4 separate regions of the Mus musculus genome follow, and all the other regions are linked to region 1. A link is a loop called in an ENCODE intact Hi-C map of the cell type or tissue named here. Cell type or tissue: left cerebral cortex. All regions are shown on one strand. Region 1 holds the start of Nrcam (neuronal cell adhesion molecule). Region 2 overlaps Nrcam (neuronal cell adhesion molecule). Region 3 overlaps Nrcam (neuronal cell adhesion molecule). Region 4 overlaps Nrcam (neuronal cell adhesion molecule).

What was found. A loop is a pair of places that touch in the nucleus more often than their neighbours do. Peaks named below come from ENCODE experiments on the same cell type or tissue, not always from the same donor. Only the 100,000 strongest peaks of a DNase experiment are listed, where the experiment ranks them.
Region 2: it touches region 1 in a loop (8-fold over the local background); 6 of 42 quality-filtered maps call a loop at or near these places.
Region 3: a loop joins it to region 1, with 5 times the contacts of the local background. A loop is called at or near these places in 7 of 42 quality-filtered maps.
Region 4: a loop joins it to region 1, with 4 times the contacts of the local background. A loop is called at or near these places in 3 of 42 quality-filtered maps.

The regions. Positions count from the first base shown.
Region 1 is chr12:44,326,907-44,334,906 of GRCm38, reverse strand. It overlaps Nrcam (neuronal cell adhesion molecule), which reads right to left and starts at 6,022. Exons shown (of 31, transcript NM_176930.4): 1 at 5,811-6,022. In left cerebral cortex, CTCF peaks have their summits at 2,445 (motif pointing left), 4,338, 4,892 and 7,269 (motif pointing left); DNase peaks (open chromatin) are centred at 5,847, 6,359, 7,008, 7,208 and 3 more places; H3K4me3 peaks cover 3,877 bases; H3K27ac peaks cover 3,321 bases.
Region 2 is chr12:44,376,600-44,384,599 of GRCm38, reverse strand. The region is part of intron 1 of Nrcam (neuronal cell adhesion molecule); the gene reads right to left. Among named protein-coding and RNA genes, the nearest start is that of Nrcam, 52 kb to the right of the region's middle. In left cerebral cortex, no CTCF peak of the experiment used is centred here; DNase peaks (open chromatin) are centred at 3,604, 4,226 and 5,650; H3K27ac peaks cover 5,756 bases.
Region 3 is chr12:44,544,971-44,552,970 of GRCm38, reverse strand. It overlaps Nrcam (neuronal cell adhesion molecule), which reads right to left. Exons shown (of 31, transcript NM_176930.4): 9 at 7,536-7,592; 10 at 5,628-5,739; 11 at 2,913-3,097; 12 at 1,535-1,666. Among named protein-coding and RNA genes, the nearest start is that of Nrcam, 220 kb to the right of the region's middle. In left cerebral cortex, a CTCF peak has its summit at 4,733 (motif pointing right); a DNase peak (open chromatin) is centred at 4,765.
Region 4 is chr12:44,447,697-44,455,696 of GRCm38, reverse strand. The region is part of intron 2 of Nrcam (neuronal cell adhesion molecule); the gene reads right to left. Among named protein-coding and RNA genes, the nearest start is that of Nrcam, 120 kb to the right of the region's middle. In left cerebral cortex, a CTCF peak has its summit at 3,761; DNase peaks (open chromatin) are centred at 3,770 and 4,597; H3K27ac peaks cover 329 bases.

The sequences.
Region 1 (8,000 bases):
CCTTTTTGGGAACTGCATACAATGTGATGCAAACATACATGCTGGCAAAATATGCATACATAAAAATAAATCATTAAAAAGGGGCAGAGGAAGGGAGTTGGGAAGGATGAAGAGGACCCAGAGGAAGAGAAGAAGGAAAGATCGAGAAAATAATGTCAGTCAAAGGCAGAAGCATACAGATGAATGGTAGTTCTGCGGATTGGAGGTGAGGACAGGGATGGGGACATGAATGAAGAATGGAGCCACAGAGTACAAAGTTTGTTAGGTTGAAACAATAAATTCTGGATAGCTAATGAATAGGATAGTGACTATGGTCAATACTAGTGAGTATGATTGAAGTTTGCTATGGCAGCAGATCTTAAACTCCTTTCTGCAAAATGAGAGAGAAAATGTTAATGTAGAATGTGATGAATATTTGATGATCATCTATTAATATATACCTACATCAAAACATCAAGTTGCATGCCTTTAAATACACATAAATTTTATTTGTCAATTATCCCGTAATAGATCTGTGGACAGGATGACTTTTTCCTTTGATACCAACAGAGGAGGGTTTTTTGTTTTTGTTATTTATTTATTTATTTATTTATTTATTTATTGTTTGTTTGTTTGTTTGTTTGTTTGGTAAGGGGGAGCCAGAGGATCTTTTCATTAGTGTGAGTTCAATAAAAATAAGCCACTGGATTCTTGCTCTTAGCACCCAGGTCTCTTCATTTTTCTCATCAACCTGGAAGGTTTGCTTACCTGCCAAGAAGGTTAAGGGCTTCTTCAGGTGAAAAGCAGTACAAACTTTAAAATAGAAAGAACACCTAAGTGCTTATTAAAAGATTTAGTTTCGCCGGGCAGTGGCAGCGCATGCCTTTAATCCCAGCACTTGGCAGGCAGAGGCAGACGGATTTCTGAGTGCAAACTCAGCCTGGTCTACAAAGTGAGTTCCAGGACAGCCAGGGCTACACAGAGAAGCCCTGTTTTGAAAACAAAAAACAAAAAACAAAAAACAAAAACAAACAAAAAACCCAAAAAACAAAAAACAAAAGATTTAACTTCATTATGTTTAATTATGTGTGTGTATCTCTGTGTGGTATATACAGCATGTGAATGCTGGTGTCTGTGGAGGCTAAAGACTGTGCCTTCCCTGGAGCCGAAGCTACATGCAATTGTGAATGCCCTGATATTGGTGCTGGGAACCATACTCAGGTCCTGTGAAAGAGCAGTGCATGCTCTAAACCATCTCTCCAACTCACATTTGGCAAATTTCAGTCATTTGTGAATCACTTTTAATAATCGAGCATCTCAAAGGTGACCTAAACACTCCTGAGATACACACACACACACACACACACACACACAAAGCTTCCTAGTGCAGGCAAGCACACCAGAGCTGCCTTGTTTGTCCTGTTTGCCCTGGGTTGTCATCCTTCTCAGACAGAAACTGTTCTTTAGGCTGAGGCTTCAGTGGCAGCTGATGTCGCCTTCATGTTGGAACTTAATGCTGTCATGGTGAGGGTTAATATACAGGCATTCTACTGGCCTGCCTTCAGGGACCTAGCAATTGCTTAGGACACGACCTGCCTTGGCTAGATGCTACAGGTGTGTGCTGCATATAAAAGGACCTGCTGCCACTCAGCAGCTCTCTCTCCATCCCTCCCTCCCCCCCTCTTTCTCTGTGTGTGTGTGTATATACATACGCGCACGTGTGTATGTGTTCCCCAAATTTCTCTATCTGTTCTCTGCCCTCATGTCTCTGCTCTTTTTGTCTGTCTGTCTACATGTCCACTTGCCTGCATCTACCCCTTTCCAAGGCCCTCACTCCTCCCCACTCCCCCAATAAACCCCTTTCACACCAGGTCTGTTGTATGGCATAATTTCTCAGGGGCACACGTGGCATGCATAATTTATAACAGTGAGAGTGACATTTAGAGGTTACCTTTCAGGAGAATGATAACAGGAAGAGGTCACAAGGGGGCTTTTACTGAAGATGTTACACTGTATTCCAGGATGACAAGCCAGATATTTAAGTTATGTAAAAGTACATCTGTGGACACTGATGGTAGAAATGTTATGCTCATCACCATCACTCCAGTGCTGAGAACAAGAGGCCACTCACTCAGTAAATATTTATGATGAATTAATGAATGAACGAACAAACTAATCTCTTTAGAGAGAATCTTCTGTGGAATTCCATTAAATCGTATCTTTGTAGGAATATATATATGCATATATATGTGTATACATATATATATGACAGATCCTATTCTATCCATCACATGAGGAGACTGATACTTAAATAAAAGTGTTAATTGAAGAGATCCCTACGGAGCTGGAGAGATGGCTCAGCAGTTAAGAGTACTGAGTGCTCTTCTAAAGGTCCTGAGTTCAATTCCTAGAAACACCATAGTGACTCAAAGCTATCTGTAATGGGGTCTGATGCCCTCTTCTGGGGTGTCTGAAGACAGCTACAGCATACTCATATACATAAAATAAACAAATAAGTCTTTTAGAAGAGGAGGAGGAGGTCCCTACAATAGTGGTCCACACCCCTGCTCTGCACATTCTCAAGACACTCTGACACAAGGTTGTGAAGCACTCACACCTGGCCACTGTCACCACACGGGCTCGCAAGAAGCATGTGATTCATTCACTGTCAATGCTGTAACAACACCACTGTGGTATAGAGGTGTGTGCACTCAGGCCATGGCCACACCCCTACCCTGCAATACATGACCAGGCCAGTCCTCTGGCACCTGCTGCACTGCTTTTGAAAGTCAAACTGTTAAGTGCAAAGTTGTCCAAGGTCTATTATAACACTATATTCACACTAAGGTGGAACATTTAGCTACTTCCCCAAGTCAGGGTTATAAAAGCAAAGTGGATGCATTTTTCAGTGGATCGGTCAATTATGATCATCCTAATAGCTCTGCCAAAGATGGTCAATGTTGCTTTTCTTCTAATTCTTATTTTCTATAGTAATGTGGAATGGCTTGGTAAAAGTATCACACATTGCCACATACTTAGGCTGCTGAAAGCCTTCTTAGATTTCTCTGCTAAGACTCTCTAAACTCGGTGTAGAATTTGGGTAATAACTCTCCCGTAGTCCAAACAGTCTACAAAAGCTGCTCAGGGTTGGAAGCTTTTAGTTAAATATAAATGTTTGCCTTGGGGCTGGGGAGATGAGTGAGCAAGTGGATGCTCCTTCAGTGCAAGCCGATGCGGCGATCCCTACACATCCTGCCAAAAACTTAATGCAGTGCCCAAATCCCAGTACCTTTGCAGTGAGCTGGGAGACTGAGGATCGGTCTGCACAAAACAGTGCTTCAAAATATTGTGGAGAGAACCACTTCCTGAAAATTCATCCTCTGAGATGTGTATATGGGCCAGAGTATAAACACACACACACACACACACACACAAACACACACACACACACACACACACACACACTTTGCCTTGTTTTAAGAAATGTTTCTTTAAAATTACACTGAAAGCTGGATATGATAATGCACATCTTTAGTCCTCGAATTTGGGAGGCAAACCTATCCTAGTCTATGTAGCAAGTTCCAAACCAGCAAGGGGTATCTGATGTAAGTCTCTCTCAAAAACAAACAAACAAACAAACAAATAACAATAACAATGACAAATGAAGTGCTAGCAATATCCCCGTGTAATTGCCGGGACCTCTGGTCACTGAGAACAAGTTAGTGACAGCAATGGACCAGATTGTGAATACACACACACACACACACACACACACACACACACACACACATCAGTGGAGATATAAAAGCCCATAAAAGAATTATTGGAGTAAAAAGTTATTCCATAATACTGTCATCTGAACCTCAGCATTGCCTGTTACCAAAAAAAGTCTGCACACCTCCGAATTAAATAGCTTTGTATTTGTATTCAATGGAATAATATTTTGGCGTTGAATACTCAGGATTTGGGCTTCCTCTAAATTCATGAGAAGTCTCAAGAAGACCACACTTTCAAAGTCTTTGATGGGAAAGCTCCGCTGCTCCCTAGCTACGTATGTGGTCTTGTGAAAGTTACTTGACCTGTCTAAGCTACTCTCTTAATTTTGAAATGGAGTTGTTATAAGAATTGACATGAGATGTTGTGTGTGCATAGTTCCTGCACACCTGGAGTTTCCCAATAAGTTGACTACCATATCATTAATGTAGAAAGAGTTCGCCTGTCTCCATTGTTTTAGCACTTCTGAAAGGCCTCACAGCAGGGAATGGGTGGTTAGCATAGGCCGTTTCAGAAGCAGCCCAATTCAAGCAGGTTTTGTATTCAGGGGTCACTGTGTTCCTCCCCACAACAACCCCAGGGGGAGCTCCTGGTGCGTGCGGAAACAAGGCTGCCTACCCCATTATACTCTGCTCCACGGCTTCCTGCTAGAGCTTCAGCAAGGAAGGACCCTGTGCTTCAAAACCACACTTCTTTTTAATCAACCATCCAAGAACAGAGAAGGAGAAGAACATTTCCCTCTCTGGACTTTTTCCCTCTCAGTTTACCATGGTGCTGGAGCTATGGGTGAAGATGGTGAGGTAGGAGAGGGACTCTTGCTCATGGCGACTCTTCTCTGTGCTTGCAGACGCACAGGGACCTCCAGCCAGCATCAGGGATGTGAAGAGGTAGCCCGGAGCAAAGGGAAAGAAATGACCTGCCTACCAGCCCGGTGGACTCAGGGAACTCGTGCTGCACCTGCTATCCAGAGAACACTTCTCAGAGAATGACTCCCTAGCTCTGCCTACTGTGAAATCCGGTCCCTGTTCTGTGCCGTGGCAGATGTGAACCGAGAGTAGCCGGATCCACACACCCCGGGAACCAGAGAGCCGCAGCGCCCACCCGCGCTGCCTGGAGGGCCCGGGGCGGTGCCGGGCACAGATGGCGCTCGCAGCTAGATGATGCTCTAACGCGGGCAGTCACTCCAGGCTCACCACAGTACTCCCGGGCGAAGCTGTAGTCAGATCCCACCCTGAGAGCCTGCTCAGGGCAGAGGCTCTTCCCAGTCTGTCCCAAACCCGGTACACCAGCCCTGAGAAGCCCCTGTCCACAGAGGCTGTGTGTGGTGGGGGAACTGTCACGGCCCTCACCTGGAAGCCAACAAAGCAAGTGTCCCCAGCGCACCATCCCTGGTGTCTATCCTGTTCCCCTCTGATTCCCTGAGTCCTCGCCAGGGCTGAGAAAGCCGAGGTGGGCAGTCAGCATCGCCGATTCCCCTCCCCCGCCCCCCGCCCGCTCACGGCGATTCGCCCAGGTGTGAGCACATCTGAACAAAGCCCACGCCCAGATGTGTCCGTGGGGACACGAACGCGCGCACGCTGCAGCGCGACCAGCGGGACTCAGTCGCGCTTCGCCGCCGGGCGACCCTGTCTTGTGACACTGCATCCACTGCGTCCCAGCCCAGAAAGCTGTGTAATGCCGGTCTGTCCACAGGCAGACCTCTAGTCAGGGCTTCCAGAGAGGCTGAAGTTAACCCGGGACCCAAGGAGCTGGTGGGCTCTCGCCCGTGGTACCCGAGCTGCGGGGGTCGAAGCCGCGTCCTCCCAGGGCGTGCGTCTCCTTTTTCCAACCAGCGCCCCGACTATGTCAAGGGCTTGCAAGAGAAAACGAAGTCGCCGACCTCTTTCTCCCAAGCTGCAAGTGCTGCCAGACTCCCACAAGAGCTCGGGTTGAGCCGGGGCGCCAGTGTCTGAGTGACAACGCGGCAGCCTCGGGCTCCTTGTTCTGCTCCAGCCGCGTCCACCCACCAGGACAGAATGTCACTAATGCAACCGCCAGACACACCCAGGGCTACTCACGTTTTCGTGCCGCGCCCACCTCCCTGCCGGGGCGCTACTGCCTAAGACCCCGGAGCCCAGCTGTCGTGCGTGTTTCCGAAGCTTCCGAAGCTGTCGCCTCCAGCTGCCCCAGTCTCCGTTTCTGCACGGTCCCTCGCGCCCGCGCGTCTCAGGCTCGGACTCCGGCGCGCGTCCGCCAGCGACCCAGGCGAAGCGCGCGTCCTCGCCGCTCCCGCCCTCCGCTCCCGGCGATACCCAGCGTCGCGCTCAGGCCCCTCCCGACTCTCTTAGCGTCCCCGCGTCCCCCTCCCCCGCACTCACCGGGCGTCGCCCGCCCCCTCCCCTCCGGCCTAACCCCCTCCCACCCACCCACAGCTTAGGCTGCAGCGAATGGGCTCCGGCCTTGAGCGCCTTGAGGACTGGGTGGCCTCTCACCTGAGAGGTCGCGCTACTCCGGACCTCTGCCACCACGCACCGGGTGAGGTGGTGGCTGTAGGGCCAGGAACTCAGGACTTGAGTGTTCAGGGGAATGGGTGACTGGGATGTGTCTACAGAAGATGTTCCAGAAAACCAGTGTTTTAAATGCCACTCTCCTTGGTTTAGATTTCCGTGTGAGTGTGATGGATGGATCCGGATCACACATTCCCTCCCGCCCTCCTCTCACCTCCAATCCTTCCGCCTCTCTTCTATTCCTCTAAAGTATTTCGTGCTTTTGCAAACTCTACTTGGCATGGGTTGGGTACTGGTTTATAGTTTTACAACTGTCATTTTCAAATACACTTGAGGAAGGGTCCCTTTAGCGTGTAAGCGGATGCTACTTTCAGTAGGGATTGGGTTTCTGGAGTAGTTGACATAAGCTTTTCAGATTGCAGAGTATTATACAAGTTTTGTGTTTGTTTGTTTGTTTGTTTTTTCAATGCAAAAGTGTGTAGAATTTTTTAAAAGAATATGTAGAATTTGAGTAAACCCACTGCATACTACACAATTCAGATTCTTCAGGACCCTCACCCCTTCCAGCATGATGGTGTCCAAGGCACATAGCCTCTTACCTGGGCCTACTTCCTTCTGCAGGCCCGGGTACAGTCAGCCTGGTATTACCCAGCTGGACCATTTACTTTTGGAAGCTCTCTTCAGCCTCTACCTTCAGCCTCCAGAATAGGTGTTAGATTGGCACTCATGAATAAAAACAGATCTGGCCCGGGCCATGCTTCAGAGTCTTGATAGCTCCTCTGCCCTGCTGTGACTTTACTTTGAACTTAAGCTTCAACCCACATTCACTCATGTGCACAGTGTCTCTTCTTTCTCCTACTGCCCAAACATACAGGATCCCCTTCATAAAAGAAAGTACTTCAAAGCTTCAAAGAGTACTACGATTCACACTTGATCCCGAAACCCATAGTCTTAACCACTGTGCCATGCTGTGTCAAGGACAGAGCACAGAATGTCTCTTCCCGTGAGGAGCACCTCCGTAGAGAGCCATGGAGCCCTCCAGTGGTACCTGGGGTGAACAGGCTTTAGACGTTCCTCTGTTTTTCAGTCCTATCTCCCCCTCCCCTCTCTCTTTTTCTCCCTTTGCCTGATTTTCTCAACCAAGTTTCTTAATCCATATCCATACTGCAGGCCTCTCAGGGAGACTACCCGACAACTTGACCTCAAATTTTCTGAAACCAAGCATGTGCCTAGCTACGCTAGTAATGATCAGTCTACCCACCAGCATGTGCCCCACTCTCTCCACCTGCTCTAACCCTGTGGAATCAGAAGTTTAGACTACGTAAACACAGAAACTTGGTTTTAGCTGTCTTTTTTTTTTTTTTTAATTATAAATTGTAACTTTTTTTTTTTTTTAACCACCACCACCCTCCTAGCGGAACTCAAGTGAAAGGTTGGTAAACTCCAGATCAGAAAGATAAAAGCACTTAAAAAAAAAAAAAAGTATGTTAGCTGGGCCTGGTGGCCCATGCCTTTAATCCCAGCACTTGGGAGGCAAAGGCAGGCGGATTTCTGAGTTCGAGGCCAGCCTGGTCTACAAAGTGAGTTCCAGGACAGCCAGCGCTACACAGAGAAACCCTGTCTCAAAAAAAAACAAAAACAAAAACAACAACAACAAAAAAGTATGTTAACATCATTAAGTAATCTTCTACAAGAATGGTATCTACCTGTGTCATCATTATCTTCAGATTAGGTAGAGATATATTGATAATAGTAATTTTC
Region 2 (8,000 bases), 50 kb before region 1:
GTAATCACCTGTGCAGTGGACCAAGAAGTCATGTTTGAGAAACATATTGGCGAAACAGAGCCAGGTTAGTTTCAGCCTTCCCTGAGGCAATTGTGGAAATTAGAAGAATCTGTCATTTTAAGTCATCTGGTATAGCCCTGCCAAAATGCAATTGTTTTCCTAAGATATCAACTGTGTTGTCTGATTTAGCTTTCAGTAAGCCTCATGGAATCTCTCATTACAGTGAAAAGCCCCATGGTCATCTTAAGTTCAGGTTTTCTCAGTTTTCTGTCTCCAGCTTCACTGTCTAGCTAGACAGTTCACAGAGAAACCCGGTTCATTCTTCAACGTTTAACTCGAAGCCTCCTGTCTTCCCCAGGCTGGCTCTCAGTGCTTTGAAAGGCCTGCTACACCAGCCTATAACAAAAGCATATGAGGGATAAGAATATAGCTCAGTAGGTAAAGTACTTACCTCTAGAGCATAAATTTAATCTCAAAAACTCACTTTAAAAGAAGCTGGTATGGTGACACATACATTTAGTCCCATGACTTGGGGGTTGCTGGCCAGCCAGCCTGACCTATTTGGAGAGTTCCTTGGCTCCATGAAAACAAATAAAAACCAACAGTAATGGATAGTGCCCAAGGTGTGGCATCTGAGGTTCTTCTCTGACCTGCACATGTGCCTGCATACACGTGCACACCACCCCTCCCCATAAACCTCCACACATAGAAGAGCACATAAGAGTGTGCATGCATGAATTTGATACCATCAGTGTTGCTCAGGCAAAGGAGTTCCTGACATACCTCTTTTTCTCTGTAGTGTTGAATTATTCAACTGTTTATACAACAACTCTTCCTGTACATGTACATACAAGCCATAGAACATGCTTGTACTGGAAATAAAACCTAGCAGCTTCTGCTAAAATGTGATAAAATACTACTTTGTGTTTGAGCATACTATAAGGTTCGGTTTTCTATAGTCATTCTCAGTTAATCCTAAAAATCCAGTGCCTTTCTCCACCCATTAAAAACAAACAAATATGCCTCCTCATTGCTTCATCACAGCCTCCAACCCCATCAGGGATCCCCTGCTGTCCCAAAGCCTCTCCTGCCTGGACAGCAAGTAGGCTGAAGGTAGATCCACACTTCATTTTCCTCTTCCAGATATAGTTCCCCTAATCTCATTCCCAGGCCTATAGCAGAAAACTTGCCACAGTTCCCCTTTCTTCTCTAGCCCCATCTTTTATCAATGGGTCACAATAAGTTTCTTCTCCAACCTTGCTTCCTCCAACTCATCCCAGTATCCCAGACTCCAACACCAACAGACATATCCTATGAACAGGCCAGCTGAGCAAGCCAGGGAAGCAGGCAAGCTAACTGAAGACCTTCACCATTCCCTTCTCTCTTCCAGACTCAAACCCCAGTCTCAACCCTATCTCTGTGACAGAACACGTGCTGCAGCCTTCCTTAGCCTTCTGCTCACACCTCCTGTGGATCCCACACACCTCCCCAGCTCTAATATTCTCATTTTCCATTTGTTGCTTTATCTCAGCCCCCAACTCCAGCAAGCATTCTCTGTTAATTCACAGACCACTACTGCTTGGGAAGCAGCATGCTTGTGTGTTTGTGAATCACCGGGTCTGTGCCTGGTGCCTGCAGACGCCAGAGAATAACAATCAATTCCCCTAGAACTGAAGTTACAAATGGTTGTGAGCCACTTTTTGTTCTTCTAGATCCAACCCCCAAGTCTCATCTCCACCCATTCCAAGGAGATGACATACATAAGCAGTTCCTGGTTAAGCCTTCTGCTCACCTCCCTTCTGTGAACCTCTATTCCCATTACTAAGTGTAAGCACCCAATACCCAGAAACACATTTTACCTGCAACCACCAGTAGCCACAACTGTCAGATATAAAGAAAATCCCCTACCAGGTAACACTCAGAAGGACTCATGCTCTTGAAAAATCCAGAAAGGAAACAAAAACCAAGGATCAAACATCTACCCAACAAAGACAAACCCATAAATCATCACCTAGACATATAATCATCCCAATCCAAGATACCTAGATACCAATGTCAAAACACAAGCAATATACCAAGGCAATGTGTCTCCACTAGAGGACAGCTATCCTACCACAGCAGTCCATGAATACTCCAAAATAGCAAAAGTACAAGAAAAAGACCTTAAAACCAATAGATAGGGGTACTCAAGAGGAAACGAATAAATTCTTTAAAGAAATGCATAAAAACTTAAACACTGGAAGGAAATGAATATAACTGTTCAAGGCCTGAAAATAAAAAAAAGAAGCAAACCCAAACTAATAGAATTATGGAAATAAAAAATTTACAAGTGTGAATAGGAAATACTGAGGCATGCTTCACTAAAAGAATATAACAGATGGAAATCAATATGGCAGTTCCTCGGAGTTGAAAATCGATCTACCTCAAGACCCAGCTACACCACTCTTGGGCAAATACCGAAAGGATGCTTCATCCTACCAGAAGGACTCCTGCTCAATTATGTTCGTTGCTGCTTAGTCACAGTAGCCAGAAACTAGAAACAACCTAAATGTCCCTCGAATGGAGAAAGGATGAAGAAACTGTGGTATATTTACACAATAGAGTAGTACTCCGCTGTTAAAATGACATCATGAAATTTGTAGGCAAATGAATGGAACGAGAATGGAGCCTGTCAGAAAGGGAGGGCATCTGATGGAGGGGGAAGGTGGGGAGGAACTGAGAGGTATAGAAGGAGGAGAAACTGTAATTAGGATATTTTGTATAAAAGAAAAGAATCTATTTTCAATAAAAGGAATAAAAATAATAAGAACTAAACCAACCAAACAACAACAATAACACACATTGGCCAGTGGATAAGAGTGCGTAGCTTTTGGAGGATTTGCATTGAATTTCCAGCATCTACATGGTAGCTCACAATCTCTTATGACTCCAGTTCCAGGGTATCCAATGACCTCTCTTGGGCTTCCATGTACTTCTGAATGCACATGGTGTACATAAACTCACACAAGCACACACACACAGAGAGAGAGAGAGAGAGAGAGAGAGAGAGAGAGAGAGAGAGAGAGAGAGAGAAATAGTATATATATTATTATATTTCCCTAGCTTCCTAGTGATACAGACAGAAAGTGACAAAGTCAAGACCAAAGATGTCTTGTGCTTATTCTTAGTGCACATCTCTTCCACTGACCCAACGTCTTCTATTGGTTGTGCAAATAAAAGAAGCACACAGACACCCATGAGTGCTTACTCCACTCTGAGGGCTACTGGATTCCAATGCATGTATTTGAGTGTCCTAACAACATTTTGACATAGGCATCTTCATCATCCTACCTGCCAGAAGACAACACTAAGGCACAGAACCTGAACTCCTGAGCCAAGGTTGCATGGCTAGTTAAGTGACAGAAAGAGCTCTGCCACCCAGAAGATTGTGGGAGAAGCTGTTGGATCTGTTGCTAGGAAAATGCCTAAGCGCGTTTTGGAACGTTCTCTGGCATTTCCAAAACAGTGAGACTTTTCTTCTCTTGTAAATCCTGAGAGTAGACATTGGCATTGGAGATGAGAAATGATGGTGATTCCAAGAAAAGAAGGAAATGCAGTTCTTCCCTTCCCCTCTCTGCTGTGGTGAGGGAACGTGTGGGTGACTTGGCAGCACAAAATGCTTGCAGCAAAACTACCATCTGCTGCCTTGAAGCTGGCTATGTATACTCTTGCTTATTTTAAAAATCAGTGGAGAGAATGCATTGGTTGGGTGAAGCAGACAGTATAGGCCCTTGACATGCATGGAGTAAGTTCCACAGCTCATGGTTTGGAAGGGGACACCTGAGAGGCTCGTAAAGCACCAGTTTGCATTGCACATACTCACTAGCTGCATTTGCACTCACCCTTCTGTGAGGTATTCCTTGTTCTGAGTATGTCTGAAGGTGAGATAAAAGAAAGAGGAGCCAGGGAGAAGTGGCCCAATCGTCAGTGAATCACCTCCTAAAAGCTTCCCAAACCAACCCTTCTTAGTTCTCACAATACCTCCATCATTATTACAAGAATGCCACATACTGATATATTAAAACATGGGCTCATATCTTTCTGCCAAAGCAAGTCAACAAATAAATGCACAGACAAAGACTATGTAAAGAGTGAACGTCTCTAACTGAAAAAGAAAACTCGAGGTTTTGAGCTTGAAAAAAGCTGTTGACTTTACATATATTTTTATGTGTGCATGTGTGAGTGGTCAGGTGGATACATACACATGCATATGTGGAGGCCAGAGGACAATCGCAGCCATTGTTCTCCACATTCTAGTCACCTGATTTTAAAGACAGGGTTCTTCCCCGATTAGGAACTTGACACGTTGGCTAGGCTAGCTGAATGGCCAACGAGCTGAAGGGTCCTTCTGCCTCTACTCCCCTGATACTGGGCTACAATATACACCATCATTCTCCTTTTTTTAACCCTTCAATATTTAAAGCTTATAGAGGTTTTTTTTTTTGAGAATTTTATACATGCATACCCTATGTACACCATTTCTACTTTTCCTTCTCCTTATACCCAACACCTCCCATATTCTTCCTACTCTTTTCTAAAATTGTTACACATAAATACATTATACATACTTCCCTACCCATCCCCCGCGTGTGTGTGTGTGTGTGTGTGTGTGTATGTGTGTGTGTGTGTGTGTGTGTGTGTGTGTGTGTGTGTGTGTGTGATCTCGAGTCCATTTAGCATTGCTCTCACGCACATGTGTTTAGGATTGACCACTTTAGATTGGCTAACTTGAAAGAGGACTGTGGCGGATCCGTTCTTCCTCTTTCAGGAACCATCCCCTTCCTGCTTCATGTATAAGGTAAGCCTTGTAAAACTTCCCCTATCCTATTTAGCACATAAACTGGTGTTATTATTCTGTAGGTCTTATTTTGGGTGCTAGATAACAGGAATGCCCGGCTTTTAAAATGTGATTTCTAGAAGTCAAATTCAGCTCTTCATGTTTGCAAAGAGAGCACTTTACCAACTGAGCTATCTTCCCATCCCCAAAGCTATTAACTTTAGATGTGAGTTATATACCTCCAACACAGAATGCTCAATAAAAATGTGTTGCAGCAGAAAGCCAGGGACATCTATAAATCTGTCTCTGTCTCAGTATGGGGCAGCGGGCAAACATTCTACACTTGAGTTATATCTGCAGCCTTCTCTTTACGTTTGGTTGTTCTTGAGACATGGTCTTCTGAACTTGCCAAAGCTAGTCTTGGAACTCACTTTCTAGTCCTGGTGGATCTTGAACTTTTTAATCTTCCTGTCCTGCCTTCCCTAGAAGCTGTGATTCTAGTCCTTCATCTCCAGATAGGGCTTAATCCTTTCCATGTTCTTGAATTAAGAGATATCCTTGGATATCACAAATTTAAGTCCTAGGAATTCAAAGGGAAAGGGAAGAGTATGTTGATCACAGGAAAGTCCTGCCCTAAATCAGGAAAATGAAGCAAGAGTCTGCCTGCCAGAATCACCATGAAAGGCAGACTCGGCACTTGGGTAGTGGAGGGTGCAGAGAGGGTGCTCCACGCCAGAATCAGGCAGCAAACACTGACAACTTCTCGGAGATGTTGGCAATGGAAGAAAGAGGGGAAACAGAATGGAAACTCCAGGGAGCAGCAGAGATGAAAAGTGATTTTAGGCCACAGGAGACGTGAACACATTTGTAGGCTGAGGAGACAGAGGCAACAAGGAAAAGCAGAGAGAAATGAAAGTCCAAGTTGGCAAACAGGGATAGGACCCAGTGTAGAGGGCTGGGAAAAAGGAACAGCACAGAGAATGAGGGACTCCGTGCCATACTGCCACACACACCATAAACACAGGAATCGCTTCAACATGCTACGTCTTGTGTGGGCTCTTTGTAAGTCTTCTCCCATGTTGGAGAGAAGGCTTTTCTGAGTGAGGCTTTCTGTGATGGGCCAATGTATAGACAACAGCTGATTTGCATACTGCCCAGTCTCCTTTCTGAGAAACAGCTGGAGTCAGTCAAAATGAAATGAAAGGCCATCACACTTTAACAGGAGTAGAAAGGGCCTTGCAACCTTGAACTTGAGCCTATTAGAATAAACAAAACAAATTTGCTTTGATGACTCTTAAAAAAACAATAAATAAAAGTGAGTGAACTAACTCCAACGTGAACAGGATTTGTTTGTTTTGCTTAGCGGCAATCATTTATGCAAATGACCAAGAAGCAATGAGTCCTGGGTATTGCCCAGTGCTTCCGAACTGGAATGCTAAGGCTTTGTGTTCCCTTCTTGTTTAGTTTAGCCGGGGGTTTCATCTTTACATGGGAAGACTTCTGCAACTGATTTCAAAAACCTTTTACCTCTAATTAATGTCATGAAATATGAAAAGTCCAGGTTTTTTAAAATAGAACTTTCCTTCTGCTACTGTATATAGTAATTTTTAATGTGTCAGTGTGCTTCCCAAGTCTTTTATTTTGCTTGTGTGAATATGCATTTGTGGATGCCTGAATTTTTTTCAATTTTTTTAAAAAACTGGACTTTGAATGTTCTTTGGATCTCCTTTTCTCTGCCACAACCGAATGAGTATTCATTCTCTGGATGGTTGTAGCAGTGTATGGTAATAATATCTTGCACTTCAGATTCAAAGGTCTGAGCATCTTAAGTTCATGGCTAGCCTGGGCTACACAGAAAACCCCCGTCTCAACAATCAAAAAATAAAACATAAGTGATATCCTTTATCCCATGATTTAACAACCTTTCACTTATTCAATTAACTCCCCCAACTCACTAAGCCTATAAAATCAGTTTCAGTGTCTGTTTAATAGTTTACAATATAAAAAAATCATATCCACTTAATCAGGGCCCTAACACTGAACATTAATATGATCCCGATTGGCTGATTTTTAACTGCATTTCCTAAAGATATACTATTTTACTAGTACTGACTAAGAAACAGCCAGTAAAATTGTTAGACACTTGATAATATGGAGGACAATTCAGCTATAAAGTTCATTGTCTTCACTGTGATTAGGGGACTATTGAACTATCAGGATTTCAGACCTGCTTCCAGTACCCAGCTCCATGATAGCCCTGCCCACACCATTTGTTCTGTATCAGTCACTGAACTAGACGTCTGCCCACACCCAAACAGCTACAAGTGGTATGTGTCAGCAGCTTGTGATCTTGAGACCCCTTGGGGAAATTTCTCAGTGGGTTGGACTTAGCAATGTCCCAGAAGGCTTTAAAGCCATGGGTGGGATGCTAATTGTGACTATGGTCACAGTGCACAGGTGACTACATTAGGTTGAAAACTGTCAAATTGTCCATTTAAATATGTAAAGTTGGTTGTATATTAATTATGCTTCAATAAAAAAGTTGAAGAAATTCTGATTTGGAAGCAGAGAAATTCTGATTCCACCTGTCCCATGTGGGCTTCCAGGTAGTTTTAATGGGACGCTGAGACCCATTGATCTACTATGCAGGATTTCCAAATGTGAACTGATAGATTGATGGACTCGATATAAAATTGACAATTAAATATTTTAAAATAAGTGATTTTTTTTTTACTGTTTTTAAGGATATCAACTATCCTTTTTAAAACGCTGTTAAGAAAAGCAACTTAGAGGATTGATTTAGATAATTATCTAATAGTTCATTATTCCAGTTTATCTTAGTCAGGGTTTCTATTCCTGCACAAACATCATGACCAAGAAGCAAGTTGGGGAGGAAAGGGTTTATTCGGCTTACACTGCTTGAATTCCAGTCCTGGCTTCCTTTGGTGATGAAGAAGCAGAAGCTGATGCAGAGGTCATGGAGGGATGTTATTTACTGGCTTGCTTTTCCTGACTTGTTCAGCTTGTTTTTTCATAGAATCCAAGACTACCAGCCCAGAGATGGTTCCACCCACAAGGGCCCTCCCCGCTTGATCACTAATTGAAAAAATACCTTACAGCTGGATCTCATGGAGCCATATCTTCACCTGAAACTCCTTTCTCTGTGATAACTCCAGCCTGTGTC
Region 3 (8,000 bases), 220 kb before region 1:
ATGTGATCAAGGGCTAATATTTGTGGCGTTTCCTGCTCTGATCATAATTAAAACTGGAGCATAAATATCAATACCAATTACTGGCCTCATTAGACTCAGTTTTCTTCCAAGGACATATTTCCTTTTGTGGTAAACACAAGCTGCTTCTGCCCAAGTATCTGATAACTGCTGTGCTGTGTGACACACGCAAACTCCCAGGGAATGCGGCAGAAAACACTCTGGGCATAGGCTGCACTCACTCAGACTAAACCTACACCCCCAGTGCCTGCTTATTAGAAACGCTGTGTCTTTCAAGAGAAAATTTCCTGGACATCTTCATCTCTGGGATGAATCTTCCACCCTAAAGGAAGACTAAGTTTGACAAAGAGCCTTTTGTTGTGCGAAAGTAGAAGCGAGAGTTGATTTTCAAGAGGGAACTACCAGGAGCGGAGTTACTCTTTAAGTACCAAAGTGAAAGGGTCTTTATTAGCAAAGCATCGATCAGGGTAATGATTAGGAGGTGAGCCTGAGGACAGGCTTGAAGCAGCAATCACCTTTGTTTACATCCCCCCACCCTGCCCTCCATCTAAAAGGAAGTCTGAATTCTAAGTAGTGGGAAATGTTCAAGGGCCTCCCATTGTGAGGAGGCTAAGAGGTAGAGGAGGAAGGCAGGGGTTGCTCTCTGTAAGTTCAGAAACAGTGTGGGGCGATTCTAACTCCTTTTTTTTTTCTTGCTTTGTTGTAAATCCCTTCTAATAGCTCCAATCCTCTAATAACGTTTTACAAAATGAGCCTTTACTATGACTTGGAGGACTCATGGGAACTCCCTGGCCACACACTTTAATGAGCCACTGTGGGCAGCATAGTGGCCGCCTGGGAAGATGGCTGATGAAAATGAGCTAGGAGTAGACCAGCACAACAGCAGTGGACAGTTACAAATGCAGCCAATGTCTTAATATTAAAGATCTTCGGAAGATGCCCTCACAAGACTCAAGGAGGGGAAAGTGGCAGAAGGTGTGGCACCCTGCATAAGGAGCAGGTCCTTCAGATATGCAGTGTGACACTGACCTCTGGAGAACATGCAGTGGGTGGGGCACAGGGGCTTTCCCCAAGACTGAAAACTAAGGTCAGACAGATGTTCCTTTCTTTTGCCATCTACTAACTCAGCCTGTCACCCTGTCAGGCTCTGTGGTCTATGACCTTTCCAAAGAAAGCTAATCTAAACTGTGGGAGATGTTTATGTCTCACCCTGTCATTCTCCCCACAGTCTTGGGGGGAAAAAAAGAGAGAAAGAGAAATATTATTAAGTTCTGATTAATACACAGAATTATCTTTTTATCAGAAGTTCTTTTTAAACTTTATTTTAGTACATGCTTTAAAAATCTATATGTAAGTATAAGACAATAAAAAGTTTAAAGGTGCTTTGGTGCCTCTGTTAACATTACAGTCAGCTTCTATACTAAAGGTAAATTATTTCACCACGCATTTGTTAATTGCTGAGAGACATGTGCACTTTGAAAGTACCCTTCAACTAGAGACAGCAAAGGACACTTACTTTCTATTGGGACTCCATTTGTTAACCAGCTAATTCTGGGTTTCGGGTTGCCATTAGCTCTGCAGATGAGGGTCCCATTCTCTCCCGGGGAAAGCACGAGGTTTTGAGGTGCCACGATCCAGTAGGGAGCCGCTTTATTGAAAGAAGAAAAACGAACTTAGAAAAACACCTGACTCAAAAAGTATTGTAGCCAAAGAATACATCAGACCATTGTAATACATGATATGGGTTTGGTTTTTTAAAGACTTGATAGCATTACTTTTTAGAATGAAAGAAAAAAACAAAACATAAGAATTGATTCAAATAATTCTGTAGACTTTATAAAAAGTAAGGAGAATCACATGAATTTGAACTATGTGATTATGATACAGAGAAACAATTTTAAAACTTTTCAATTTTGAAAAGTTGCAAAGATAGAGTACGGTGTTCTATACCCGTTGGCTCAGGTTCCTCTAATACCATGGTTTTATACAGCTGGATTGTGGTTATATATAAGAGAGAAAAATGACCGTTGCCCTGTTCAGGATACTACCCCAAATCCACTGGCTGAGTTTGTTAGCCAGGGAGTTTCTTGGTCTCTCCTTTCCATTCATGATTTTGACGCATTTGGAGAATACTAGACACATTTGATAGAACGCCCTCAGTGAGTCTGTCTGATGCTTTCTCACGATTAACTCAAGGTTCAAGGTTGTGAGGATATCACAGTGGTGATACATCTTTTCTTATCACACGACTCGAAGGAAAGCATGAGAGCACAGTGACGTATTAGCAATGTCTATCTGCGTCACTTGGTTAAGGTGGTGTCTGCCAGTGCTCCCACTGTAAAATTATCCTGCCCTGTAATCTGTGTTCTATTCTTTGGCAGCTGCTCACCAGGATAGCCAACTCCCCATGAGGACATAACTTCCATTCCCTCCAGGAAGGATTATTATTAGTGGACATACATTAAAAATGTCCCAGCCACCAGTTTTTTTTTTTTGTTGTTGTTGTTTTTTGTTTTTTTTTTATGCAGAGAAGAACACATTGAAGCTACGCAAATAGCCTGCTTCTCCTTGAAGTTGTTTCCACCCACCAACTTCAGAATTCCTCCCTGGATCTTGCCTGCAGTAGTTCTCTCTGTGGGACTATCACGGTGCTTTTCTGTTTCTGCCATCCCTTCTGTGTTTACTAACTGCAGTTCTGCGAGGAAGATTTGAATGAGTGGCTTTTTAATCTGGCCTGGATGCAATTACAATATAAATGAGCAAAGATTCATGACACAGTGAGTGTGGGTATAAATGTCAACTTCTCGTTACTGAAGAACACAATCAAAAGCACATTAAACGGAAGTTTCAGAGCCTCCGCATTTGAGGGGAATGCGTTTGAGATGAGGGTTTACCTTTAACAGTGACAGAAATGGTGTGATGGACGGCTCCTAATGCGTTTTTTGCTATGCACTGATAATTTCCAGAGTCGGCTTCGGAAACATGAGTGATCTGCAGGGTTTTCTTAAAGTTCCGATAAAATGTCCGGTTGGCGGGAAGCATTCCGTCTTCTTTGATCCAGTAAATAATTGGAGTAGGTCTAAGAGAATAAATAAGTAATGATCTTACAAAGGAAGAGGAGCTCACCTGTGACGGCTTTGCAGAGTGAATTTTCATGGACATTTATAATCTTATAATCGATTCCTTATGTATGGCAAACGTACAAACCGTTTAATTAACATCACATTTTTTATAAGTCATGCTCAGGCCCTGTACTTGAGATGATTCCATTTTCAAATAATTAGAACTGTCCTAATTTTTTGATCTCAGTGATGCTGCACCCTAGGCATGGATTGCTTTACTCAGGGGACCTAATCTTTTCTTCAAAGTTCTGCTCAGTGAGGATGCTCTACAGACTTGTACTATGCCAATCAAGCGAATTACTATTAAGCTAATCATATTGATTAATTTAATCAGCTAGCACTAAAAATATATAATGGATCAACTCCCATGCACATCAGTGCCTCTGGATTTTATATATATTTACAAGTCAACCTGATGAAACCTGCTATTTTATGACATTCCAATAATGTGAATTAAATGACTAATGATTAGAATTATTTTCTTCACTTTACTATCAGTGAAATTTTAAAATACCATTATGCTAGCTGATAGTAGAACAGATTAATGTTATTCTAGTTCTCACTCAATTTTACTATTTTAAATCAGGAAAATCCAAACAAAAGACTTAAGAATGAAAAGCCAGAATATTGCTTGGAGTTAGAGCTTTCTCAATGGCTCAGGTGGTCCCTTATATTCTTCTCTGACCTTGGTTCCCTGACTTCCTTGTGCCTTCGCATCTCCAGTCGTCTTAATGAGGATGGTTGGCTTGTATAACATCTTCAGAATTTATGTGAGATAAAATTTTTTAAATTGTTCAACATAAACGTGTGTGTGTGCACGCACACACATGCCTGTGTGCTCAGCCATGTGTGGCAGGAAGACATCAAGGAAGAAGGGCTGAGCCAGACCTCAGGACATCACGGTATTTGTTATCAGAGTTGCAGGAGGGGTTTAATGACCACTTGTAACATGTAGCTTTGTTTGGATGAACAAAATGACAGCATATAAATTTAAATTTGATGAAGTGGCTTTTAAAATTAGCACATGCTGTAAACATGCAAAGCTGCAGACGTGAGATCAATCTCAAAGTGTTAGTCACATGTGGAATCTGACACATATGACGTCCCCTTACACTTTGACCCACGTTTCAGATGCGGGGAGACAGGGGTGGGAGAGACACGTGATCTTATGCCTTACACTGAGCAAAACCAGCAGTTGTTATGCAAGGGTCCTACTCTACTGAACAATCTTAGAGTCTGATGAATGGTTTAATGCTGAGCCGAACGGTCCCTGGTTTGTAAAGAAAAAGTATAGTTCTGTGAGACATCAACGTTTTAAAAGTCCATTCTTTTCTATTTCCAAATTATAACCACCGTCTACAAAAAAAAATAATAATAATAATAAAATAAAAATAAAAATAAAAATAAATTTCATTGTTCCTAATCTGAAAACATGAAAAGTGCTAAAATATGAAATTTGTTAAATGTCATGTTGGTGTTTGACTATAAAAATGATAAAAAATAGAAAATAAATTCTGTTAGGAAAGATTGTCATTTTTAAGAATTTTGTTAAGTGTTTAAGCTGAACGACTGTCATGTCAAATGTGTAGTTTCTGATTGTGCCAGCAGAGGGCACCATATGCATTCAGAAGTATTTATTCCTGGCTTAAGGAAAGGTCATTGGATGTCCAGTTCACAGACAACACAAATCACAAAATGTCAAGGAAGTGTGTTCCTGGGATCCTAGTCAGGGCTGCAGTAACTGTGATCGTTTAAAGACGCTTGCTGTAGGCCAGGCAATCTAGAAACTTGCCTGACATGTGGACCCAAGTTCACAGTTGAGTTTTTCTATCTGCCCAAGGCCTTAGTGGAATGCCTGCCAAAGACACATGGGCTCTGAAGTATGCACAGATGAGCACCTTGGCTTTACACTCTGCCCACGGGAAGGAACAGAAGGGACAGGGCCTCAGTTGAGGCCCTGAGGTGAGCTGTGGGCTTTTGATGACAGACAGAAAGAGACGGCAAGAGTGCCAACATGTCAGGTGCTCCAGGTGGCAGACCTTGAGCAAGCGTAATGAACTCGCAGTCATCCCGCTTTCAAAAGGCTCCTCCCAGGAGCACTCAACAAATGATCAAGGGTAAGTAATTATTTTTTTTTAAGCCACCAAATTCTGAGGTTGTTCGTTAGAAAGCATCAAAATTCTACCCCCTTAGCAGAGTGATCAGTGATTGTAAGATGATTACAGAGACAGATAACATAATGCAATACAAACACTGTTACATCAAAATACTTTAGAGATAACATGCAATTGAAAATTTACCCAGGAAATGTTTGGGTTTTTTGTTTGTTTGTTTTGGGGGGGTTCTTTTGTTTATTTGCTTGTTTGTTTGTTAAATTTTGGTCAAATTGGAAGCATAAAGCCACGGCTGTTCCTCGGATAGTAGTAACACCTGTCAACTTTATATGTTGATAAGAAGCAAGCATCAGGACAAATCGCATTAACTCACAGGCCTTCCGCAATGCACTCCAGCGAAAGCACGTTTCCTCTTAATTCCTCTTTGTGGCTTTCATTGCCCTCTGGAGTTAGAAACGTTGGGGGCCTCTCTTTACTAGATTTAGCTGCAAACAAGGAAAGCAATATACATTAAAATTATGAACATGTTTTTCTGAGAACACAGCTCTGTCAAAAGCTGCCTAAAATTCTACTCTCATGACAAATCCATTAAATGCTTCTTCTGAAATTTGTTAAGTTATGCATATACACTCTCTCCTTACACTAGTTCAGTGTGCCAGGAAAAGAAGCAATTTTGATTGCATGGGCAAAGCAGTGTCAGGGACTCCTTTTGGTACCTGTCTTTAATTGGGTTTGCTTTTTATCAATTTCCTGTGGGCTGGTAAATCTCCAAAATGTCCTCACATTCCTGAAGACTGGTGCTCAAGTCAAAGCAAAAAGTGTGTCTTTTTGAAAGATGTTAGGGCTGTTATTTTGTTTGGTTGGTTTTTGTTTTTGTTTTTTTTTTTTTTCAGCAAATCATTATGGACAAAGTATTTTGATTTATTCTGGACATAGCATTATAGCCCTTGCCACTAACCTATATCTCAAAATTCCTACACTGCAAGGTTTATGAAAAATAAAACAAAACTGGAGAATTTCTAAAGAGTTCTGGGAAATTATATGCTCTGAATACAGATTTACAGTAGAGGAGCTGAAGGAGTGGCTTCATGGCAGAGTGTTGTTTAGTATTGGTCAGGCCCTGGGCTTCGTCCCTAGCTTTGGAAAAAAAGAAAAGAGTTAGCGGCAGAGCCGAACACATGGAAATCATTTTATCCAATGACAAAATAAAGAAGGTCTAAATCAGAGAGCTTAGAAATAGTTAAACAAGACACCTTCTGTTTTGTGGACTTTTAAAACATGTGACCTTATCTACTAAAGGCCTGGGGAAATTTTCAAGTGGAAATGTCATAAGACTTTTCACTGCTTCAACCACAAATGACGCACTTGATGCTTCTAAAACCCAATGAAAAGGCACTGGGTAAACTTCTCATTTCTCCAAAGAAAAATCTAACGACCCCAAAATAGTATTGCTGGAGAAAATATTGTTTTCCTAAGGATTTTAGAAGTTGTTAGGGGACCTTACTCCTGTAAAAATCACCTTGACAAGAGTCTTGAGGCCCATATTTGGAAGAACTATATTCAATAAATAAAGATGAGATTATATCTGCCATATTCTGCAATGTTCATACCTCAAAGGTAAAAACTAATGTAGCAGAAACTCCATCTATGGGGAATAAAGAGCCATATTGTTTAGTGACAGATTTTATGCTTGACAGCCTTAAGGAAATCCAATTTGTTTCAGTTTAATACAATGAAGTTGACTGATCTATTTTGAAAAGTTTCCTCCCGCAGAAAACGGTGATTAGGTTTCTAACAAAGCTAAAAGCAACACAACACGGTTGCTAATTCTGCTGAATAATGACATGAAAAACTTAAGGAAGGTTAGAGGATTACTACGGAATGTACTCTATGTTAGTTACTGAAGGTTCTAATGATGCTCTAGGGGTTAATACGACCAATCAGTTTATATTGTAGGCCATGCAAAAAGTTTATAGACAGCACAAAGTATGAAAAATATAATTATAATCACATATGACAGATTTTTTTCTAAAGCATATGAAATGGCTTACACGAAACTTTATAGCAAGTTTAACTATACATACACCATGGAAAATGTTTCAGGGACATGCTTGAAGGTTTACAGCTCAGTTTCTTAAGAAACACACATTGATACAGTGATGTTAAACATGGAACTAGAAATTTCCCAAAGAAACAAGGTTAAGTGGCCATGGAGGTGAAGTTAGTGAACTAAAGTCTACAATGAAGGAGGAGAATATCGGTTACAACCACTGTAACTCACCACCATAAAACTCAGTGTCACTCAAATTAGCAGCTATAGTGTCATTCAATTCATCCACTGAAATAAACAGAATATCATGAAGAGGGCACAGAAGTAGGCGACAAGGGTCAAAAACCATTGGGCAGCAGAAACAAAGGCATACAGCTAGGCTTAGTGCCATTCCTTCCAGGAAAGTATAATCTTGACTTCATGCTGACTCTCTCAGAATCCACTCTACCTCCCCCAACTGCAACTTGATCTACAGGATAAATGCCAAGAAATGGCACTTTGGGGCATAATGCATATAGCAATACTCAGAACACCATAGAGTCAGGAGGTTGCCAGGGAAACAGAAATGGCAATCAGTGGAAAATGTAAAAGACAATATTTAGGGTATGCATGCTTTTTCTAGCATATAAGCTAATGATTCAGTGAGCCTTTGCAGGAATGTTCTTGGTCATTGACCTGATTTACCTCAGAGTCAAA
Region 4 (8,000 bases), 120 kb before region 1:
GATGAAATTTTATGTCTTAAATTTAAAGAAATTCTTTACCTCACACGTAAAGGTATTTTGACTTTCTTTGCATTTAATGGATTATTATCTTATCAGGGCAAAACCTTAGTATTCTGAAAGTCAGTGTTTCTTGGAATAAAACACAGTTTGAAAGTAATAAACATTTTCTTCCCTTAATATATGATAACTATATAGAAAAAGAAAAAGAACTTCTAATGTTATGTTGGAGAGAGTCTATAAAAAATTTGAAGCTCTGTCTTCAGTTAACAGCTCAATAGATACACTTGAGAAACATGTATATTGCAATGCCTATACATCTAATATTAAATAAATAAATAAATAAATAAACCATAAATCAGACACTCCTACTAGAAATTTCAATTCACTTGCTGATTGGGGCCACAGATGGAAATATCAGAAGCCTCTACAAAACACAGTATTAGAGAATATTGTGATCTTTCAGACAAAGGTATATTTCATTCTACAAGATGACTTTCCCCTGGAAGACCACTGACTAGAACCTTAAAGATAAATGAGAAAAGCATTCTGCTTGGAAGGGCATTAGTCACAAAGTAAGTAGCAAGGGCAAAGTGTGGAGAGTCTACCAACAGAGCAGTGAAACCCCAGGAATAACGAAGAGGATGGCGAGGTGGTACCTCAGACACCTTCAGGCTGTACCTAAAAACTGCGGAGTTAAGCAATGAAAGATGTGTAGATGAAAGTAAGGGTTTTGTTGTTGTTGTTGTTGTTTTCGTTGTTTTGTTGTGGTGATGTTTTTGTTTTGTTTTGTCTTTTTGAGATGTGCTACTCAACAGCCAATGGGATGATACTCTGGGGGGGGACTCTGTCCATATAACAAGTTACACATCAATTCAGAGCAGGCCTATAATCCCAGTATTTGGGAGGTTGAGGTAGGAGTTGTCAGAAAGTTGCAAAACCAAGACAGAATTAGAGGCAGTCAAGAGAAAAGGGTAAACTAAGTCAAAAGCTTCAGGAAGGCTTCATAAGTACCTATTCTGTGGTTGCCAGCAAGAAGGATACAGCCTTGAGTGGGAGCTCCCTATGGCACTTACACATCCAGGCACTTACACTTTTAACACAGCTAGGGTTTAAAGCCTCTGAGGTTCCCCATGCTACCTCTGTGGACTAGGGTTGAGTCTTCATGGTTCCTATCACAAAGTCTTCCATAGCTTTCCTGACAAGAGGCCTTTGCTCACAATATTTCACAAAGGTGTGAAAATGTGGCACTATGGTCTAGGGGAGGAAATAGCTTTGAATAGAGATTTTAGGCGTGATAAGAAAGGAATAAGGGGGGCAGGGAGGAGGTATGGGATGTGGAACAGTCGGAGGGTGGACCAAGAAAGGAATAAAATCTGGAGTAAGAAAGAGAGAGAGAGACAGAGAGAGACAGAGAGAAGGAAGGAAGGGAAAAAGAACAGTATAAGGTAGTTTTGATACCATGTCAATTGTTGTTTAAATATAATTTAGGCAAGGCAAGATGCTCTAGTAAGAGTACATATCCAATCTTGCATAGGTGGTTCTAAGGTAGTAGAGGGAAATGCTTTCATCCTACTATTTGTGTATTACCAGCAAGCCTCATCTCAAGCCTCTTACAGCAATTTCAAACTCCAAGCAAGGACCATAAAAATAGTCATAGTAATTGTGCAACCATGCCAATAAGTATGCCAAACATTCCTAGGAAGTGAATTTTTGTTCCATTCATCACTCTTGTGGTGACAACTGCACCCATGGCTTGCATCACTTGGAAACACATTTAGGTCAGCAGAATAGGGCAATTCATCATCGCTGTGGACCGTTTTACCAATAACCACGTAACAACCTAATTTGCTTTTCCAAAATGCAATCAACTTATCGTATTAAATAAAACTAATCCTAAGTCAAAAGGTCAAGAAAAATTTGATGTATCTTAGAGGGGACCTTCAGAAAAAATGAATGACATCGGTGAAAACCAAAGGCAAAGGCCACTGTGCACATAATAAAACAGTTACAGTAGTAAAAGGGAGTCAATTTAGCAAAATTGCAATAATTTAGAAAAAGTAAATACTTGCCATAACCGCTTTGCCCTAAAGTGAATTGTTATTGATAGATGTTTTTTCTGCATTTTTAAATTTTTTAATGAGATTTTATAGTATTCAATGTAACTAAAATCTATTATTGTATACACTATGAGACAAGAATTATCTGCAAGTGTGGACACTCCTGATCTCATTTGTTCATGCTTTGTGGTTTAATTATGAAGGCACTATAAAGCATTTAGAGGTTGAGTTCTGTAAGTTGTCATCCTTACATTTTAACCCCTCATACCGATTTTATTTTTTAGCTGAGACAATGATTTTTGTTTATAATCTTCAAAATAATACAGCTGAGAAATGCTTTTCAGAACATCAACTTTGAAATTTTTCACGTGTGACATTTTATTCATGGGAATATACCCATATTAAGTATATAGGTAGCATAAGATTATCTTGCTCTTCTTGAAGAATCTTTTAGCTCTATTTATTTTATGTGTGAGCATTTTACCTGAATGCATATGCACCAGTTATGTGGCTTGTGCCTGTGGCAGTCAGAAGAGGGGAACCGATCCCTGGGGACTAGACTTATATGTGGTTGTGAACCGCAATGTTGCTACTGGGAATCCAATCCATGTTGTCTGCAAGGGCAAAAAAATGGTCCTAACCACTGAGACATCTCTTCAGCCCCCATTTTGCTCTTTTATGTATAAAAATGATAGTAACTTACAATTTTAAAAATGTCTTTGGCTTTGCCAAAAGTTTAGTGCATAATCTTGGGCTAATCCTTAAATGTATCTTTTCAGTTTTCCTGCTTTAGACAGTTCAGATTGAAGTTGAGGTTGATTTGTACATATTAACTGGGGAGAAAAATATAGACATTCCTGTTAAACTTGACATTTCTCGTATGCCTTTCCAGTGTTTGTCTGCCATACAATAGCCAATTTTGGCATGGCACAAAGCCAAACTAATTTTGAAGCTTAATTCTCTCCATTTCAGCATCTGTGAAAAACACATTTCAAACAACAGATAGCCGGGGATGGTGGCGTATGCCTTTAATCCCAGCACCTGGGAGGCAGAGGCAGGCGGATTTCTGAATTCGAGGTCAGCCTGGTCTATAAAGTGAGTTCCAGGACAGGCAGGGATACACAGAGAAACCCTGTCTCGAAAACAAACAAACAAACAAACAAAAACCCGAAAACAAACAAACAAACAAACAAACAAAACCCAACAACAACAGATAGTATCATCTAAAATAAGTTTTCCCAAATGATATCACAATGATATGTCTCCTGGAGAGGCCCTCTTCGACAAGAGCATAGCTTAGCTGGGGTTCTGAAGAAACTGGGTGCTAACTTCTAGCCTCGAGTTTACCATCAAATTCATTGTACTGTTGCAAGTTTAGTGAATTTATTGGGATTTAGAGCTAGCTCCATGACTTTTGAAAGGTAAGAGTTGACCAGAGGTAGTGGTGCACACTTACATTGCTATTCAGGAGGCTAAAGAAATGGGATCAGGATTTGAAGCCCTCCCTGGGCAACTTAGTGAGACTCTATTTCAACATAAAAATAAAAGGAGTCTAGGGAGACATCTGGGAGCTATGTCAGTAGCTAAAGTGATTACTACACAAGCAAGGGAAACTGGAGTGAATTCCTTGACCCAATGCAAAGGCAAGGATCTACTCTACAAAAGGCAAGAGAGTTCACCTGCAGTTCTAGCCTCAGAAAGCAGAGGGAACCCCAGAGCAAGTTGAAAGTGACACTATCCAGATTAGAAAGCTCTAGGTTTGATTCAAAGATCCAACCTCAAAAACAGTAAGGTGCAGAGTCATTGACAAAGATTCTTAACTGTATGACATTTCCCCAATCAGGAATTTGTCATAATATGCAGCTCTGTTTCGCCTAAAAAGGCAGAACATACTGAATATAATTAAACCTTACATTAAACTCAGTCCTCGTTGATGATGTGTCTATGTCTACAATCAACAGAATCTGATTTCATTTTTAAAACTTGGTATATGCAGAACAGCAAAGCAACAAAGATTTAAGCACTCATGAATGTTAATAGAAACAAAGTAACTTTATTTTGCTTAGGGGAGAAAAAAGCCTAAAGGAAACTAGTTTAATGTCAACGAATATATCCTAAATATTTTTTAAAGCATAGTAGTGAGGAATGATTTTTCAAGTTCACTAAATACACACACACACACACACACACAGAGGGGGGGGAAGGGCGAGGGAGAGAGAGAGAGAGAGAGAGAGAGAGAGAGAGAGAGAGAGGAGAGAGAGAGAGAGAGAGAGAGAGAGAGAGAGAGAGAGATTGATTCATGTCTCTGTCTGAGGAAACGGAGCCCACAAAAGGTAGCTGTGGAGATAATACAGTTCAGCAGATGGAAAGAGACCTGGAATCCCACCCTTCTAATAAGCATCTTCAGATGGGTCTGGTGTAATGGATCATGTCCATGCTGGAAAGATATCTTTAGGACAATGACTCAACAGTGTATATGGTACTTTGTGAGTCTGCCAATTTTTCTTCCTAGAAGGAAGTAAAATTCAGGACGCTTCTCATCTAAAGAAGGAAAAATACGAACCACGTGAGTGTGGAAGCTAGGAAGCTAGAAGCAGGCTGCGGGTAAAATTCCTGGGGAGATATGTAAGCAACAGCTACCCCTCCTTCTAAGGACACAAGACAAAATGAGGCACAATTAGCCAAAGATCACTCTGGAGAACCAACGAGATCATTGGGCTTAATTACAGAGTATAAGAGGTTACTTAGAGTATGAGTGCCCCCCACCAACAAAACAAACAAAGCCACACCAGAACCTCTTTGCCCAGCAGGGATGATGGTTTTTCAAGGCCCCATAGATGGAGCCCTCCTCCTCTATTCATCCTCAGCCTGTTCACTCTAGCTCTTCCCTGAGGCTATGCATAATTATGGCGTTCCATATTGGTGTGCAACTACGAGTACAAAGTGGCTCCCATATTCAAGCGAAAATCCTGTGACCCTTTGAGTCCTTCATCCGCAGACGTTAAACTTCAACAAGCTCAGACACAGCAGAACTCTGAAAGATAACAGCTGCTTGGCTCAGAGGATGATAGTTCAGGATAGCCTAGGCGGTTGACATGGTAGAGTGCATTTGATGGGAAGATAGGAGAGTAGAGGTGGCAAGAAAATAGAAAAGAGTGGTACTGGAGACAGAAGAGCCTAAGAAGAGCCTGGGATGGACAGGCTAGGGAAATGGGACAGGGGAAACCCTTACCAAAATGAAGTAGGCATGAAGCTGCTGCTTGGGAAATAATCTTGCAATCCAACTTAAAAAAATAAATAAGAAGAGATAGTAGAACATTTGTGATATGAAATATGAAGGAGAGAATGCTAAGAGTTCCTTGAATGGGAACAGCGGTGGAAAGAAGGGGAGGAAGAAGAGGGCTAACCAAAACTCATGATATATGGAGAACCTTTTGAAGTTTCACTAGTTTGTAAGGTTTTGCAGTATACCCCTTTTATTAAAAATAGATTCTTTTCTCATACACTATATCCTGATTACAGTTTCCCCTCCCTCTACTCCTTCCAGTTCCTCCCCCATCCCTTTCCATCCAGACCCACTCCCTCTCTGCCTCTCATTAGAAAAGAACCGGCTTCTAAAAGATAACAACCAAACATAACAAAATAAAATGTATTTCAAAGGAGTTTGAAAAAAAAAGTACCCCTACATCAGTGAATAATGATGCTCCCAGAAGATATGTTATTAAAATTAAAATCTCAGTGCCCAAAGCAGGTAAGTGAGGCCCTGGAAGCACCCAATACAATACAGACGTTTGTCCTTGTTTTTGGTTTCCTGCCACAGTAAGATGGTAAGATTCCATTCCTGAAGGTACCATATACTTTGTTTGCAGGACAGAGAAATCAATTTTAACTGACCCAGAAACTCTCCCTCTCCCTGCTGGCTGGCTTTCATTGTGCTCAGAGTTGCTATGCAGACTTGTGAGGGAGAAAAGACATCATTGGTCTTATCCAGCACTAGACCCTGTTGCAATCACTGTCATTACATGCTATGTGCCTACTGGTGTAATAGTGGCATGAGTGATTAAGGACATAATCAGCTGCTCTCTTGATTGTATTTGAGGCCTGCTCTATAGAGAGTCAATCCTTGACTGATATTATGAAGTCAAAACCTGTGGCTATGAAAGTCATAAACCCACGGGGAGATCCTATTGATGTTTTCTAAATGGTTATATTGTCAAATTGCCTTCTAAATATTGATGTTTATAAACACAGAGTTCCACTGGTCTCAACCTTGGTCAGAGATGCTTCTTATTGCAGTGGGCAATGATGAATGATGAGGTTAAGTGACTGAGTACTCAGGTGTAGTTAGAACATCTATATCAACCTTCCCAACCATGGTTCAGGGAACATCACAGAAGAGGGACAGAAGGAATGTGCGAGCCAAGGGATGGGAAAGTGTGCTATGACGTGATATGGCTATTGCACACATGAATTGACAGCAGCTGTGGCTATATGCATAAGGTCTGCACAAGTTCAAGCCAATTAAAATTCTAGTATGTGGAGGAGTTCCTAAGGCCACATCCCTGAGTTAATGGCTGCTGGGGACAGGGAGTCAATTTCCTTCACAAGTGTGGCCACTAGTATATAACCCATGGCTCAGTGGATGACCCATGTCCATGCATAGAAGGGCAGCACTAATTTGATTCAGTAGGTTAAAGGTTAATGAATTAATTTAAAATTTTTAAATTACATTTTTCAGCTCTGGGAATTTAAATAAGATATGATCGCAATGTTTAAGCAAATAACAGTCTTGGGAATAACGATAGATATTTATGTGCATGTGGACGTGAGTAGGTGTGGAGATGAGTGAGATGACCTCTGCTTATGAACTGGAGATGGGGCCTCATTCATGGGTGAGCAGGTGGACTTTACTGTGAATACAGGAACCCCCAATCCATGCTGGACATCCCACAGATAATACAATCTCCAGGTACCTATACCATCAACCCAGGCAGGAAATTCATCAAGGGAAATGAGGACATCCAACTCTATTCAGGTAGGTATATTTTGATACAAGGACTCTCATCAGTACCCAACACCTGATGACTAGACCAGGCTAGCTGGTCAGTAAGTGCCAGGGATCCTCCTATTTTCTATCTCCCCAGCACGGGAACCACAATACCCAGCTTCTTACATGGGTTCTTTGGGTTGACCTCAGAGCCTCATGCTTCATAGGCAAACACTTTACTGATTATGCTATCTAAATCGAGTCCAAGGCAAACAAAATGTGTTTTATAAAGTCACAGTTAAGTGGGAAGCTATTATTTAATAGGTAGCAATTTTGATCTCAGATAACGAAAACGTCCTGGAAATGTAGTGGATGCTCACATAACAGTGTGAAAATACCTAATGCTACTGACTGTACACTTAAAATGATTAAAAGAAATTTTGTGGTTATGCATAAAAGAAACCACAATAAAGGAAACCACAGCTACAAATTCTCAAGTTTGCAAGTTAATAAAAACAATGTGGTGGTTGCCGGAAAATATTCACTTTACACCACAAACGCCTCCGTTAATATTTTTAATGTCCTTTAAAAGTCAAGAAACCATTAGCTTATCCAGCACATCTCCTGAGCAACTACTGTGGCTTAGGCACGACATGAACTGAGGCTAGGTGAATGAAGAGAACAGAAGATCATCCAGTCACAGGTCATTTGCTAACTGACCCTCTCACACACCCTTCACTATGACATAGCTATTGTTTGTCCAGCTCGATATGGGGAGTCAATACAGTCGAGAAAGCAATAAAGACGGCTTTGAACAGACTCTTCCTGCATCAAGAAGCTTCTGACTTACTGCAGGAAACACACACCGGTCAAGTCGTCATAGCACTGGCAACGAAGAACCAGTACTGAAAGCTAAAACTGAAGAATGAATTGAAGAACTCTTGAGTAGGCTCCTG